Regions from separate parts of the Homo sapiens genome. Here region 1 is linked to region 2. Evidence: read pairs that join two places in POLR2A ChIA-PET (ENCODE). Cell type or tissue: PC-9. All regions are shown on one strand.

Region 1 (8,000 bases), 390 kb before region 2:
ATCACAGAACTTATCTATTTGTTTTCTTATTCATCATCTATTGCTCCCTTTAGACTGGTAGTGGGACCCAAAAGGTACTAAACAAATCTTTGTTGAATGAGTAAATTAGAAGATAATATGCATCAACAATGCACAAATTATGCTCTACTTCTTGTATTAATCATTATTTTCACATTTAGATATCACTTTTCACACTAATATAGTTTGCAAAGGATTCTATAGTTCCCTAATTAAAATGATAAGAATTATCTGAGACACAGGATTCCTTTTTTACCAAGCGGTTTACATCAAATACTTACCACAGGAGCTGTTGAGATCCACATCTAAAAATACACTAAGGTCTGAAGAAGCAGATACTGGTGGAGTAGATGGTGTATTTGGAGAGGTTGGTGCTGACACTGTTGATTCCAGCTCAGTTTCAGCAATCCGACTAAAGCTTATTTTACATGGTTCTCTTTCTAATGGTGTTGGGTGACCTCGTAAAGTACCTGAGGTAGAGCCATGTCGGCCTGTGTTAGGCCTTATTCCAGGAGATTTTAAGGAAAAAGTTGATTTCCTAGGCTGAGAAAAGCAAACATAATTAATGTCACAAATTTGCATAGACAACAATTTGTTTCTGTGACTTAGAGCTACCTTATTAGTCTTATTAGTTCTTAAGCATACAGTTCTTAAGCGTGCAGTCCTTCAGTCTGCAATGACAGCCTGTATCATTCTAGTAGAATCTTCTGGATTTGACTGGCTTAATTTTAAAATGAATTGGAATATAAGTAAGTCTCTTTTCAGCACTGCAGAAATAAAATTCTTGAAATTTTATGTGAAAATCACATTTTACTCCTAAAACATATGAACCTAAACTTCTCTTTGAAAATATCTATATAGATTTTACAAACATTTACTGGGAACATAATTTATGAAACATATTATGCTATATGCTTCAGAAAAAAAAAAGATCATTTTTTCCCCTTCCTATACTAAATGATCAACCTCTACATTGATGCTTTAAAAATCTTTGGAGAAAATTCCTATCATTGTCTCCCACCATCACCTCTGTCCCATTTTTCAAGTTCTGGCAGGAGTAATCAAATAAAAAACACAGAACTCAGATCAGAAAACTTGAGTTAAGATCTCAACTGTGCCAATATCTAGCTATGCAGCCTTGAAAAACTTATTTAACCCCTTGGAATCTCACTATTTTCCTTTGTAAAATGAGAATAAGATCTATGAGGGGTTTTCAAAAAGTGCATGGCAAATGTCTATTATGAAATAACTATGCATGACTTTCATTTTTTTCCATCAAAATAAACTCATACTAACTTATTATAACATGTCTGAACAGTTTGAGATGCTCAAACATATCTAGTTTGAGATACTCAAACATATCTAGTTTGAGATACTAAGAAGGATAACACATCGGTTTGTAAAGAATCCCTATCAGAGGAACACGAATTCTGCTAAAATTGAAGCAAGAACAAATATCAAATCCATGATGATGCTTGGGTAGAAGAATGGTGAGATCACTAATACTTTATGAAAAGTTTATGGGGACAATGCCCCAAAGAAATCAGCTGTTTACAAATTGATAACTCATTTTTAACAAGGGATCAGATGATATGGAAGGTAAAGCCAATGGCGGCAGATCATCAACATCAATTTCTGAGGAAAAAATCTCATTCCTGCTCTAATTGAAGAGGACCTATGATTAACAACAGAAATGATAGCCAACACCACAGATATCTCAACTGGTTCAGCTTATACAATTCTGACTGAAAAATTAAAGTTGAGCAAACTTTCCACTAGATGGATGGCAAAACCACTGCACCCAGATCAGCTGCAGACAAGAGCAAAACTTTCAATGAAATGTTAAATAAGTGGGATCAAGACCCTGAAGCATTTGTTTGAAAAACTGTTAATAGGAAATGAAACACGGTTTCCCAGTATCATCCTGAAGACAAAGCACAATCAAAGCAATGGCTACCAAGAGGTGGAAGTGTGGTCCAGTCAAAGCAAAACCAAATCAGTCAAGAGCAAAGGTTGGCCAAGCACAGTGGCTCATGCCTGTAATCCTAGCACCTTGGGAGGCTGAGGCAGGAGGATCATTTAAGGCCAGGGGTTTGAGACCAGCCTGGGCAATATAGCAAGACTCTATTGCCATTAAAAAAAAAAAAAAAAAAAAAAAAGGCTGGGCATGGTGGCTCACACCTGTAATCCCATCACTTTGGGAGGTCGAGGCAGGTGGATCACTTGAGGTCAGGAGTACAAGACATGCCTGGCCAACATGGTGAAACCTCATCTCTATTAAAAATACAAAAATTAGCCGGGCGTAGTGGCACACACCTGTTATCCCAGTTACGTGGGAGGCTGAGGCAGTAGAATTGCTTGAACCTGGGAGGTGGAGGTTACAGTGAGTTGAGATTGCACCACTGTACTCCAGCCTGGGTGACAGAGCGAGACTCTGTCTCAAAAAAAACAAAACAAAAACAAAAAGAAAGGTCATGGCAACAGTTTTTTAGGACGCTCAAGGCATTTTTCTTGTTGAGTTTGTAGAGGGTCAAAGAACAATAACATCTGCTTACTATGGGACTGTTTTGAGAAAGTTAGCCAAAGCTTTTGCAGAAAAACAACCAGGAAAGCTTCACCAAGGAGACCTTCTCCACCACAACAATGCTCCTGCTCATCCCTCTCATTAAACCAGAGCAATTCTTTGAGAGTTTTGATGGCAGATCATTAGGCATCCACTTACAGTCTTGACTTGGCTCCTTCTGACTTTTTTTGTTTCCTAATTATAAAAAAAAAAATTAAAGGGCAACCATTTTTCTTCAGTTAATAATGTAAAAGAGACTGCAATGATATGGTTAAATTCCCAGGATCTTTAGTTTTTTAGGGATGGACAAAATGGTTGGTATTAGCGCTTACAAAAGTGTCCTGAACTTGAGGAAGCTTATGTTGGGAAATAAAGTTTATGTTTTTATGTTTATCTTTTAATTCCATCAAAAAAATTTATCTTTTCATTCCATTTTTCCATGAACTTTTTTTCTTTTTTCTTTTTTCTTTTTTTTTTTTTTTGAGACGGGGTCTTGCTCTGTCACCCAGGTTGGAGTGAAGTGGAGTGATCTTGGCTCACTGCAACCTCCGCCCCCAGGCGTGCACCACCATGCCTGGCTAATTTTTTTGTATTTTTGGTAGAGACAGGGTTTTGCCATGTTGCCCAAGCTGGTCTCAAACTCTTGAACTGAAGCAATCTGCCTGCCTTGGTCTCCCAATGTGCTGGGATTACAGGTGTGAGCCACCATGCCCGGTCTCTATGAACTTTTTGAAGTCCCCTCATATATCACACAATTGTGAAGATGAGATAGCATGAAACTACCTGACTTCCTGCTTCACCTAAAGTTGGTTTGTGTTTTTACTTCCTTCTATATCTTGCTTCACTTTTAGCTACTTAGAGTTCATCTTCTACTACTTCTGTTGCCACTGCAAACTCCTGCAGTAACTGGAAATTGTAGCATCAAATTCTAGTGACAGAGATGGGTTCCAGAGGCAACTATGGACCATGGAGCCCTAATGGCAGAAGTCATATCAAGTCACAAGAACCAAAATACATTTGCTTACTCCTTCCCAGGTCTTTTCTTTTTTTTTCTGTTCCATTCAGCTACCTATTAAGTTCTCACTTTCTCACACCTTTTTGTATTATTCTAGGAGGGATCAAAAGTAGACACATAAATAAGTAGTACCAAGATAAGGCATAAACCAGATTTTATCAAAAGGCTGACATTTCCCCCCCCAGTTTTAGAAATAGTATATTACTGCAAACAAAACACCTAGGAACAGCCATTCAATTACATTTTTAAGATAACAGGTTGTTAAACATTGAAAATAATATTTTAAAAAACAGAACACTTGTTCCCGAAATTATAAAAGACTTACAAATCGAGGTGGCTGTTTGCAGTTTCGAGGTTCAATTTCTAGTGACTTGTTGAACAAATAATCTGTAAACTCTTTTTCAGATGCACTTCCCATGGGGTTAAGGTTTTCAAAGAATCTCTGGAATTAAACAAATAACACAAGTGCATATATAGTAAGTATATATTTTAGATCTTATTAAAATAAGATCTCATTAAAATTTTTTGCTGAAAATTACTTATTTAATGCTAAAAAATAACACATTAAGAGCCCACAATATGTGAAAAGTTCACAAGTGTTGCTTATTCCAATCTCTTTACTTCTGAATAAGATTATATAATTTCTGTGGAAGTTATATTCTAGTCTTAAAGTTCTATTAAGAATATGAGTTTTCATTTATTATCATTTTAATGGCTCAGCAGTAGCACTACTTATTCCTTAGGAAACTTTACTCCTACTCATTGTAACAAATGATCATCACTAGTAAGCTACCAAAAGTGTTTAGAACAAAGCTATGGTTATAATCCACAATGAAGTTTTGATAATCAGAAAAAAAGTGGAGATAAATTAGATTAAGGTCTGTTAATCCAATTTATAGATCATTCTTGATCATTTATAATTACTCTGGAAATTCCTTTTACTTTAAAAGTAGTCATTTAAATTACTTTAAAAGTAATGTCAAGAATGATTATAGGCCGAGCACGGTGGCTCACGCCTGTAATCCCACCACTTTGGGAGGCTGAGGTGGGTGGATCACCTGAGGTCGGGAGTTTGAGACCAGCCTGACCAACATGAAGAAACCCCATCTCTACTAAAAATACAAAATTAGCTGGGCGTGGTGGCGCATGCCTGTAATCCCAGCTACTCAGGAGGCTGAGACAGGAGAATCAATTGAACCTGGCAGGCGGAGGTTGAGGTGAACCGAGATCACACCATTGCACTCCAGCCTGGGCAACAAGAGCGAGACTGTCTCAAAAAAAAAAAAAAAAAAAAAGAAAGAAAGAAAGAAAGAAAGAAAGAATGATTATAAAGTTAAACCTATCTGTGCTAACTTCTAGTATAAAAAATGTTTTTATCTGAGCCAAGCCATGATGGCTCACACCTGTAATCCTAGCAGTTTGGGAGGCTGAGGCCGGGGGACTGCTTAAGCCCAGGAATTTGACACCAGCCAGGGCAATATGGTGAGACCTCTCCTCTTAAAAAAAGCCTAATAAATAAAATGTTTAAAATTTTTGTCTTTATCAAAAAATATTTTAAGCTTAAATTTAAGTTTTAACGTAGAAAATTCAGGTGATTTAGCACTGCCAAAAAAAGAGAAAAAAAGAAAAAGAAACAGTAATCTTACAAACCAGAAATATCATTGTTTACATTTAAATATTAGACTATCTTCCAATGATTTTACTGTGCATGTAAATATATGCATGTATATATGTATTTATATATAATTATTAATAATTTATATATATATTTTCCTGAAAAACTGGGATATCAATTTTAATCTTTCTGAAGTTTATATTCAATTAACTTTTTTCAATGTGGTTTGCTTTTTTTTTTTTTTTTTTTTTTGAGATGGAGTCTCACTCAGCCTTCCAAAGTGCTGGGATTACAGGTATGAGCCACCTCACCCAGCCAGTTTGCTTATTTTACAAAATACAAATTTTAACTCTATAGTATTTCATCAGATGGATATTTCAGAATGTAATAATCTCCATATAGCTAGTTATCCATATAGGTACTTTCTAATTTTTTGCTATTATAATAATTATTTTTATTAACTCCTATATATAAATTTTTCTGTACATTTTTTATGATTTCCTTAGAAAAATTCCTTAGCAGCAAATTACTGGATTTAGCTTTATTTAATTTTGAAGTGGTTTAGAAGCATATATAAAAATGGTACTAGGTTTTAGCTTTAGCAGTAGGCAAAATGAGCTTTAAAATTTCTAGTATAAAATTCTTCCCATTTTTAAGGCATTCTGCCAATTTCAAGAAAATTGTATTACTCTTTTAACAATACTGAAACAATGTGTTCTTATGTTCAGGTTAGCTAAATTAAATATTAGCCACTAGTAATTAAAGGCTTTCAGAAAGCTATAACAGCAGTATTCTTGATTTCCTCATCCTTTGCTCTATTTTAAATACTATTTATTTAAGTATGATTTGAAAAGTGAATAGCTACTTTGTCTACATTTTAAATTTATTTTGTTTGACTCAATCATATAGAAGACACTTCCTCCCAAAAATGCTTTAAATGGTGGTAGGAACCCTAGACCACACCACAAACACCAATTAGCAGGTATGGTTCTGAGATATAAATACTAAAAGTACTATTTCAAGCATACCGAATTAAAGTGTAACATTATTCCTGTGGGGACCATATTTCCTTAGCTCTCCGAAGCCCCACATCACAGAGGGCGGGTTCAATGGTGAGAGGGGATGAAATAGGTCACCATCAGTAGGTTACCACCTTTATTTTTTTTAAGAGCAAGTATCTTTTTTTTTTTTTTTTGAGATGCAGTCTCGCTCTGTCACCTAGGCTAGAGTGCAGTGGCTCTATCTCAGTTCTCTGCAACATTTGCCTTCTGGGTCCAAGCGATCCTCCCACCTCAGCCTCCTGAGTAGCTGGGATTACAAGCACGTGCCACCACACCCAGCGAATTTTTGTATTTTTAGTGGAGACAGAGTTTCACCACGTTGGCCAGGCTGGTCTTGAACTCCTGACCTCAGGTGATCCACCCACCTCAGCCTCTCAAAGTGCTGGATTTACAGGCATTAGCCACTGTGCCCGACCTATCATTTTTATAAATGGTATGCTTTAGGTGGTCTTTTTCTTAGGACTTTAGGGTACTTTGTTTTGAACCGGGAACAAAGAAGTTTCTATCTCATAATTTAGGAGGGTGGAAGTAATGGTGGATATTTTCACTCAATATGCCCAATTTGCATGCAGATTATGTCTAAAAAGTTTAGCGCAGTTTTTAATATGACACGTAAACTTATTCTGGTTGATAGTTATAATATGTTCCCAAGTTCAAGTATAATATAATAACATTCATTTAGCATAAACATAATATCATAGTTTAATTTAGAAGGTTGTTTCATATTTTATAGTACTATAGTATCAATATTACACACTATTGCTCAAAATAGAACATCAATCGACAGGATGTTAGAAAAATCATCTTCTGCCAGGCATACATATACCACTTTGCTGACCCTTTTCCTATTTAAACACACTGTTCTTATGAATTATATAACGTTATTTTGCTACATGTAACATTATCTAAAATGGCTATCAAATCTAGAAATGAATTTTCTTTTTACTGCATGGACATCATTCTACTTTGTCATTCACTTTTTATGGTGTAGCTTGAACCAACTACACAAAGAAGCAATACTTTCAAAAGAAAGTACTTAGTAACAATATTAACAACTGCAGATAGTGTAGAATGTCTAATGTTTAACATGCTATCTACTGATTAATTTTTTTCTATTATTTTCATAGCAAGACAAATAATTATGATATTTCTTACAGGTCACACAAGATCTAAAATTTTTTTTTAATTTTTAAAATTTTTAATTTTCATGGGTACATAATAGGTGTATATATTTGTAGGGTATAAGAGATGTTTTGATACAGGCATGTAATGTAGAATAATCCCATCATGGAGAGTGGGGTATCCATTCCCTCAAGCATTTATCCTTTGTATTATGAATAATCCAATTATACTCTTATAGTTAATATTTTTTATTTTATTTTTTGAGACGGAGTCTCCCTCTGTCACCCAGGCTGGAAGGCAGTGGCATGATCTCGGCTCACTGCAGCCTCCACCTCCTGGGTTCAAATGATTCTCCTGCTTCAGTCTCCCAAGTAGCTGGGATTACAGGCACCCGCCACCATGCCCGGCTAATTTTTTGTATTTTTAGTAGAGACAGGGTTTCACCATGTTGGTCAGGCTGGTCTCAAATTCTTGACCTCAAGTGGTCCTCCCGCCTCAGCCTCCCAAAGTGCTGTGATTACAGGCGTGAGCCACCATGCCCAGCCGATACTTATAGTTATTACTACTATTATTATTTTGAGACAGAAGTCTTACTGTGTCACCCAG
Region 2 (8,000 bases):
ATCCAATCTCTCTTTTAAAGAGCACATCTCTTCTACTTAATCTATGGTGGTCTAATACATTCATTTTTAGTATAACTGTAGTTGTATAAAGGCTTTTCTGCGATAAGCAAATATATTCTCCAATAATTTCTCTTCAGTGGTCCCAGTTTTGGTTTGTAAGATAACACTGACTTAACCTACTCCTTCTACTATATGACAAATTCAGATCTCTAAATTCATTAATTTATTCAATAAGTATTGAGTCCCTATGAAAGTCAGGAGGCCTAAGCTCTAATTCTAACTCTGCTCAGATAAAAATATAAGTTTGCTTCTACCTACAGACAAAACACAAATTTTTCAATATGCCATGCCATATAAATTCTAGACCCTTCCCACCAGTCTAGTTATTATTTACTTTGATTATGTGCTCAAAGTTTGATGTCCAACAAAAATGATAGTAGTTATAACATTAGATTCATGACAACAAAGGCAACATTTCTTTTTTTCAGGTTTCTACAAAATTACAATACTTTTTTTTTTTTTTTTTAAGACAGAGTCTCACTCTGTCACCCAGGCTGGAGTGCAGTGGCGTGATCTCCGCCCACTGCAACTTCTGCCTCCTGGGTTGAAGCAATTCTCCTGCCTCAGGCCCTAGAGTAGCTGGGAGTACAGGCACGTGCCACCACGCCCAGCTAATTTTTGTATTTTTAGTGGAGACGGGGTTTCACCATGTTGGCCAGGCTGGTCTCGAACTCCTGACCTCAGGTGATTCGCTCACCTCGGCCTCCCAAAGTGCTGGGATTACAGGAATGAGCCACCGCGCCCAGCCTACAATATTTTTAAGTTTTAAAAATAAATGTTGAGGCTGGGCATGGTGGCTTACACTTGTAATCTCAGCACTTTGGGAGGCCGAGGTGGGTGGATAACTTGAGGTCGGGAGTTCAAGACCATCCTGGTCAACATGGTGAAATCCTGTCTCTACTAAAAATACAAAAATTAGCAGGGCATGATGGGTGGGCACCTGTAGTTCCAGCTACGCAGGAGGCTGTGGCAGGAGAATTGCTTCAACCCGGGAGGCGGAGGTTGCAGTGGTTGCAGTAAGCCAAGATACCGCCACTGCACTCCAGCCTGGGCGACAGTGAAACTCCGTCTCAAAAAATAAAACAAAAAATAAACGTTGAAAGTGTTCGATCCAAAACAGAATGCAATATTTTATCCTCTGACAAGAGTAAAGAAAGTGCTTCATTTTACTTTTATTATAAATCATTTTGGGAAAAAGAAAGGCTTTAATCACTACATATATTAGTCATACATCAATTTAACATTTATTCACTGAGCACCTCTGAAGCATCAGGTACCTCAGATACAAGGATAATATTAGTAGAGTAACAGCAAGGAATTACTAAGATGAATAAAAATATCTGTACCTGCCCTGAGTTTCAATGGGGCAGATTTTAGATCCATATAAGAAAGTTTTCTCTAGCAATTAAAACGTCCAAAAAAAAGACCAACTACTTCCAAACACAGTATATCCTTATTATTTAAATAAGAAGTTATAAATGACCATTTGTAAAGGACAAGGTAGGGGTTATATGCACTATGTGCCAGCCACAGGTTCCCTGCTAGCTCCTAAACTCATTAATTTTTTTTTTATTTTTACTTTAAGTTACAGGATACATGTGCAGAAGAATGTGCAGGTTTGTTACATAGGTATATGTGTGCCATGGTGGTTTGCTGCACCTATCGACCTGTCCTCTAAGTTACTTCTCCTCACCCCCCACCACCAACAAGCCCTAGTGTGTATTATTCCCCTCCCTGTGTCCCTGTGTTCTCACTGTTCAACTCCCACTTATAAGCGAGAACATGCGGTGCAAAACTCCTTAATTTTTGTGGAGCAAGTTACTTCCAGGCTGGCTTCCACACAATTATACAGGTCTGGACAGGTGCTTCCTATCCCATGGAAGGAGGCTATACTGCACAATTTCCCCACTCCCAGGCAGACAGATTCAGAGCCTAAAGCCTTCCCTTAGAATGACCCAAAATCTGTTCACATGACTTCAATCTCAGGTCTTCCGCCCAATCTATTAGGATACTCATCTGTCTCTGAAAAGGTTTCTCCCAACTCTTTTCTAACACAGACTGATTTTATTAAAAGAAGAATTACTTACAGAGGATTACTTAAATTGAACTAATTATCTGGAGGTCTTAATGGCAAAGGAAAGGGAGGAAAGGGCTTGAGTTTCAGGGTAGGGAAGATGTGAACTCTCAGTCATTGTTGATGGGTGCAAATTTTTTTGGAGAATAATTGGTTAAAATTCACCAAAACCTTTAAGACAATTTAGGAAATTTAGCTCTAGAAATTTATTTAAAGAAATAATTAAGATTGTGTGAAAAAAATCTGTTCAAGGATACTGATCCCAGCATTATTTACAATAAAGAAATATTGGAGACAATTGCTTGTATGTTTGTATATAATGAACTAAAAATTATATAACTATACAAGAAAATAATACACAAGTATTAAATATGTATATTTACTGACAAAAAGTTGTTATATATTGTTAAATTTAAAAGCACGTTATCAAATATACATCTATATAATATATACTGTATATTATTATACATATCTATTCTATGATTTATACGTATGTCCTTAATATGAATTTTTAAAAGTTGGGAATGTTTATCTCTTGGTAAAGGAGACACAAGTAATTTTTCATTCCTATATAGTTTTAAAAATGAACATGTATCACCAGGTACAGTGGCTCATGCCTGTAATCCCAGCACTTCGGGAGGTCAAGAAGGGCAGATCACCTGAGGTCAGGAGTTTGAGACAAGCCTGGCCAACACGGTGAAACCCTGTCTCTATAAAAATACAAAAATTAGTCAAGTGTGGTGGCACGCACCTGTAGTCCCAGCTACTCGGGAGACTGAAGCAGGAGAATTGCTTGAACCTGGGAGGCGGAGGTTGTAATGAGTCGAGATTGTGCCACTGTACTCCAGCCTGGGCGACAAAGTGAGACTCCATCTCAAAAAATAAATAAAATAAATAAAAATAAAAATAAAAAATGAACATGTATCACTTAAAATGTATTTTGAAAATAAAAAGGTAGGTAAAAGAAGGCTATCTATGCCAAGGCAAGAAGAGAGAGACAAACATATAGGAAGGTGAGTCCTACCTGTAGATCTTTACTACTACATTAAGAATAACAGGAAACAATTCCTGGAAAAAACTGGTAAAGGACCCAAACATCTCTAGCATGTATTACAATGAAGAACCAAAGCTGAAAATGCAAAACTAGTTCCTTAAAAGATGTCTTTAAAAATATATTAAGTTACACCTGATTCTTTCTGATTTGGATACATGAAGAGTTAATAAGGGGGTCAAGAAGGCACGGGGCACCAACAAAGGGATGCATGCATGTGAGAAATAACACATTATTTCATAAGACAAAGCTGGGGCTGGGCGTGGTGGCTCACACCTGTAATCCTAGGACTTTGGGAGGCCGAGGCGGGTGGATCACGAGGTCAGGAGCTCAAGACCAGCTTGGCCAACATAGTGAAACCCTGTCTCTATTAAAAATACAAAAATTTGGCCGGGCGTGGTGGCTCACGCCTGTAATCCTAGCACTTTAGGAGGCCAAGGTGGACACATCACCTGAGGTCGGTAGTTCAAGACCAGCCTGGGCAACATGGTGAAACCCCATCTCTACTAAAATAAAAAAGAAATTAGTCGGGCATGGCAGCGTGCGCCTGTAGTCCCATCTACTCAGGAGGCTGTGGCAGAAGAATTGCTTGAACCCGGGAGGCGAAGGTAGTAGTGAGCCGAGATCATGGCACTGCATTCCAGCCTGGGCGACAGAGCAAGACTCTGTCTCAAAAAAAGACAAAGCTGGAAGTCACAATCCTTCTCAGGCAGTCCTAATTATCCTAAATCAGAAAGAAGCAAACAAAACTAGCTAATGCTACTTAAGGCAGGTTATTCTATCTGCCTGAAATCATTCACATTTTATAATTTATAACAGCATTACAGAGCCTAGTTTATAGGACTCAGTTAATTAACAATAAACATAAATATAAAGTTCCAACAAAATGAGGACAAGAGAAGGCACAGCAGGAAGAATATGCAGCAACCAAAAACGGGACCGTTTCTGGTTTTAGTTATTTGTATTGTAAGGTGGCTATCGGCAAAGTCATCTTTTTTTTTTTTTTTTTTTGAGATGGAGTTTCACTCTTGTTGCCCAGGCTGGAGTGCAGTGGCGCGATCTTTGCCCACCGCAACCTCCACCTCCCAGTTCAAGTGATTCTCCCACTTCCAGCCTCCCAAGTAGTTGGGAATACAGGCTTCCACCACCACACCCAGCTAATTTTTGTATTTTTCGTAGACAGGGTTTCAACATGTTGGCCAGGCTGGTCTCAAACTCCTGACCTCAGGTGATCCACCCACCTTGGCCTTCCAAAGTGCTGGGATTATAGGTGTGAGCCACCACACCCGGGCAAAGTCATTTTGATAGTAAAGGTAAATCAAGCCTGGGCTCTGAATGGAAACATGAGGGTCAGAGTAATGACCAAGTGATAACCAGGAAGAAGTGCATCTGAAAACTGGTGCTGAGACCTAAAGTTTTACGTATTGAAATCAGTCCATAAATCCCTCATTTCTCAGTAGAGGGGTAAGGCTTCTAAGCCTCATCTGACCATAATATGTATAGTGCCTACAGCATGGCAGACAATGTGTTAAGGACTATGTGTAGAGTAGTGAATTTAAAGATGCAGTCCTAAGGTGGCTTGGAATAATGGAAAGAGCAGAGACTGGAATCAGAAGATCTAGATTCAAGTCCTTACAGTGCCATCTACTAACAGTAAGATTGAGGGTAACAGTAAGTTTCTTCTTGGGTAAAATAGGGATGATAGCACATCTGTTCCACCTACTTCACTAGATTATCGTGTGAAACAAATCACACACTGATCATGAGAGTGTTATACAAACATTAGTCATTCTTAGTCATTTTAATCCAATTTCATTTTCATAAATATGTTGGAAGGCGGGGGCCAGTATGACTCACTAGCCCAAACACCTCCAAGGACAGATCTGACTATCAGCTGGGCTTCCCACATCATCATCTCAAAATCTCCATGAGAGATTATATTTAACAGAAATAAAATTATATTAGGCCTAAATTCATCTTGTCCTTCTCAGAGAGTCATCTACCCTCTCAAACTTGACTAGTACTTCACGTCACTGGAAAGCAATAGCCTTCTAATAAAACTCTCCATATACAAATACTCAAAATAGTCCAATACCACCAAGTGAATTCATTTATCTTAGTCAAAGTTCTCAAACTGACAACAAAGCCCCAAAAACACAAGTATTGCTTGTTAATAGAGTTCATGTTTTTCTTTCTGTGTTCTTGGTCTGAAACCACAATGTTAGTTTACAAGTGAAACCCTTTTAAATTTTGAAAGCAAAACTAAAAAAAGAAATCTAAGTCAATCTGTATTCTATCCCATTTGTCTTCATAAAATACACTGGAAATGAAGATCAAAGTGAAAATGCTAAACCTATGTAAACAAAGAACTAGAATACTAGATGAATAAGCCCAAGGTTGCAGCTGTATCCACAAGTCAATCTGGGGACTACACTAGTGATGCATTGCTATACTTGCACTAGTGACGGCACTGTTTTATGTCTATCTTCACCAAGTTGAAAGTACTTTTTACTTCTTTTACAGTTTTCATAACATGTATTTTGCTCCCAGGTATGGTTCAGAGCTTCACATTCATCATTAGAACCATATTTTCTCTTTAGGCAGTCACAAAATAAGCCTACCTCTGAACAGTAAGAAAAATAAATAATAAGATTTTACCCAGATGACTTTTAAAATAGTAAATATCCACAACAGTAGCACATCATCCCAATAAAACATGTTTTATTTTCGCAGTGACCTTATACAACATTTAACATAACATTTATTTAATAAGAAATATAATTTAAAGTTTTTGAAGGACAATCCTTCCTCTCTTATTTTCTACTGTTAAGCTATTTTTCCAAGTTATTCACTCTCTCACTCAAATATGAAAACCAAGAGTCTCTCATAATGTCAGACACAGGACACAAAAAGGACAGTATATTCATATAGTTCAGCTGTGTTACTATCAAAAAATAAGAAAGTAGGTGATGTTTTGATATCAAATGTCAGAGAAATAACATCACATACATCTATTTTTTATTACCTTCAGATTTTTAGGCATTGGACTAGACTCTTAATATTTAAAGATCAAAGTATACTGGTGGAGAGAAGACATAAGAAACAGCTACATTTTCTTTGCTTACAAATTCATGCTTAAAAAAATAACATAAGACTTGGTAACCTACAACCAACTGCTGAACTTAATTAAAAATCACAATGGGCTGGGCGCAGTGGCTCACACCTGTAATCCCAGCACTTTGGGAGGCTGAGGCGGGTGGATCACCTGAGGTCGGGAGTTCGAGACCAGCCTGACCAACATGGAGACATCCCATCTCTACTAAAAATACAAAATTAGCCGGGCGTGGTGGCCCATGCCTGTAATCCCAGCTACTAGGGAGGCTGAGGCAGGAGAATCGCTTGAACCTGGGAGGTGGAGGTTGCGGTGAGCTGAGATCACACCATTGCACTCCAGCCTGGGCAACAAGAGCGAAACTCTGTCTCAAAAAAAAAAATCATAAATAAATAAAAATCACAATGACCTGTGGTCCTGCACCAGTCAATAAGGCATGGTGATGGCCATGCTTGTGTCTTAGATAATATGCCTGCCCCTAAGCTTAGAATTCAGCTACAGACACAGGTTCCGGTGACTCAATAAGAAAGAGATTTAAGACTTCCTTTGATTACCCAGTTATCCACTTGGTTAACTCCCTAATGCCCTTCAAGTCTGTTCAAATCTAACCTTTTCAATGAGGCCTACCCTGACCATCCTTATATAATTCCCCAACCTGCCTTCTTCACTCCATTCAGGCATTCCTGATCCTCCTTAACCATTCAACCTTTTCTTCTTTCTATACCTTTAATCTCCTTGTAACGTATTATACAATGTGTTTATTATGTTTGTTGTCTCTCTCCCCCCACTAAAATTTGAGTTCCATGAGGGGAGGAATCTTTGTCCGCTTTGTTCACTAGATGTATCACAAGGCACCACAACAGTGTCTGCCCCATAGGAGGCCTTCTATAAGTATTTGTTGAATGTTAAATACTCCTTTGCATCCTGTCCTCCCAGTTCTCCATCCCAGCTCCCATTCATTAACATGCCTCACTCTAACCATGCTCGCAGTGGAACAACTAGGACTGGAAATAAACAAACAAGGCTCCAGATCAGAAAGGGAGGGAGGTTTTTACATTTATCCCCTACTCTAGTCCCTAAAAATCCATCCTATGTTTTTTCCTTTTATCTGCTTTCTGAATTCTCAATTCCTCCCAAATTCTTTGTCTTGATTTCCTTCTCTGTAGAATTCCATCTCTAAACTCAGCAATCGTCTTAGACACTTGGGTGATACGACAAACTTAAAGAATGGTAACTGAATGCTGTAATCACTCAGTCTTGATGAAAGTAAAACCCTGAAACAAGAAGAAACATTTGTGTGCCTCATTTCTCTTTCCTGTCATAGCTAAGCTGCTTCAGAGAGCAGGCTACATTCCCTCTACTTCCTCACTTACCAATCATACCTCAACTCTACTCTTAATGAACCCTTCCAACTCCTTGCTTACATGACCACTATGCTGCTTACTCCTTCAAGGCATATTTATTGACCACATACTATATACTAGGCAATATACTAGTACAGGTGTTTCAACAGTAAACATAAGATCTCTGTTCTCATGCAGTTTTAGTCTACCAGGAAGACAAGCAAAAATGAGAAGTGATAAATGATGAGTATCATGATAAAAAATGTACATGGAGCTTTGAAAACATACAGCTGCTAGGTGTGACCTACTCTAAGGGACAGAAAAGCCCCCCCACCGAGAAATGTAATGTTTAAACAGAAA

What was found. ChIA-PET counts read pairs that join two places held together with the same protein. Peaks named below come from ENCODE experiments on the same cell type or tissue, not always from the same donor. Only the 100,000 strongest peaks of a DNase experiment are listed, where the experiment ranks them.
Region 1: POLR2A ChIA-PET joins it to region 2 with 15 read pairs; 5 of 35 experiments call an interaction of 5 or more read pairs at or near these places.

What each region holds. Positions count from the first base shown.
Region 1 is chr14:50,130,202-50,138,201 of GRCh38, forward strand. SOS2 (SOS Ras/Rho guanine nucleotide exchange factor 2) reads right to left here. Exons shown (of 23, transcript NM_006939.4): 19 at 3,922-4,038; 20 at 300-561. Among named protein-coding and RNA genes, the nearest start is that of VCPKMT, 18 kb to the left of the region's middle. In PC-9, no CTCF peak of the experiment used is centred here; no DNase peak of the experiment used is centred here.
Region 2 is chr14:50,516,644-50,524,643 of GRCh38, forward strand. All of the region lies in intron 2 of MAP4K5 (mitogen-activated protein kinase kinase kinase kinase 5), which reads right to left. It overlaps LOC124903312 (a long non-coding RNA gene), which reads right to left and starts at 2,926. Exons shown (of 2, transcript XR_007064160.1): 1 at 2,886-2,926. RefSeq lists enhancers at 5,077-5,136, 5,263-5,312. In PC-9, no CTCF peak of the experiment used is centred here; a DNase peak (open chromatin) is centred at 4,978; H3K27ac peaks cover 1,806 bases.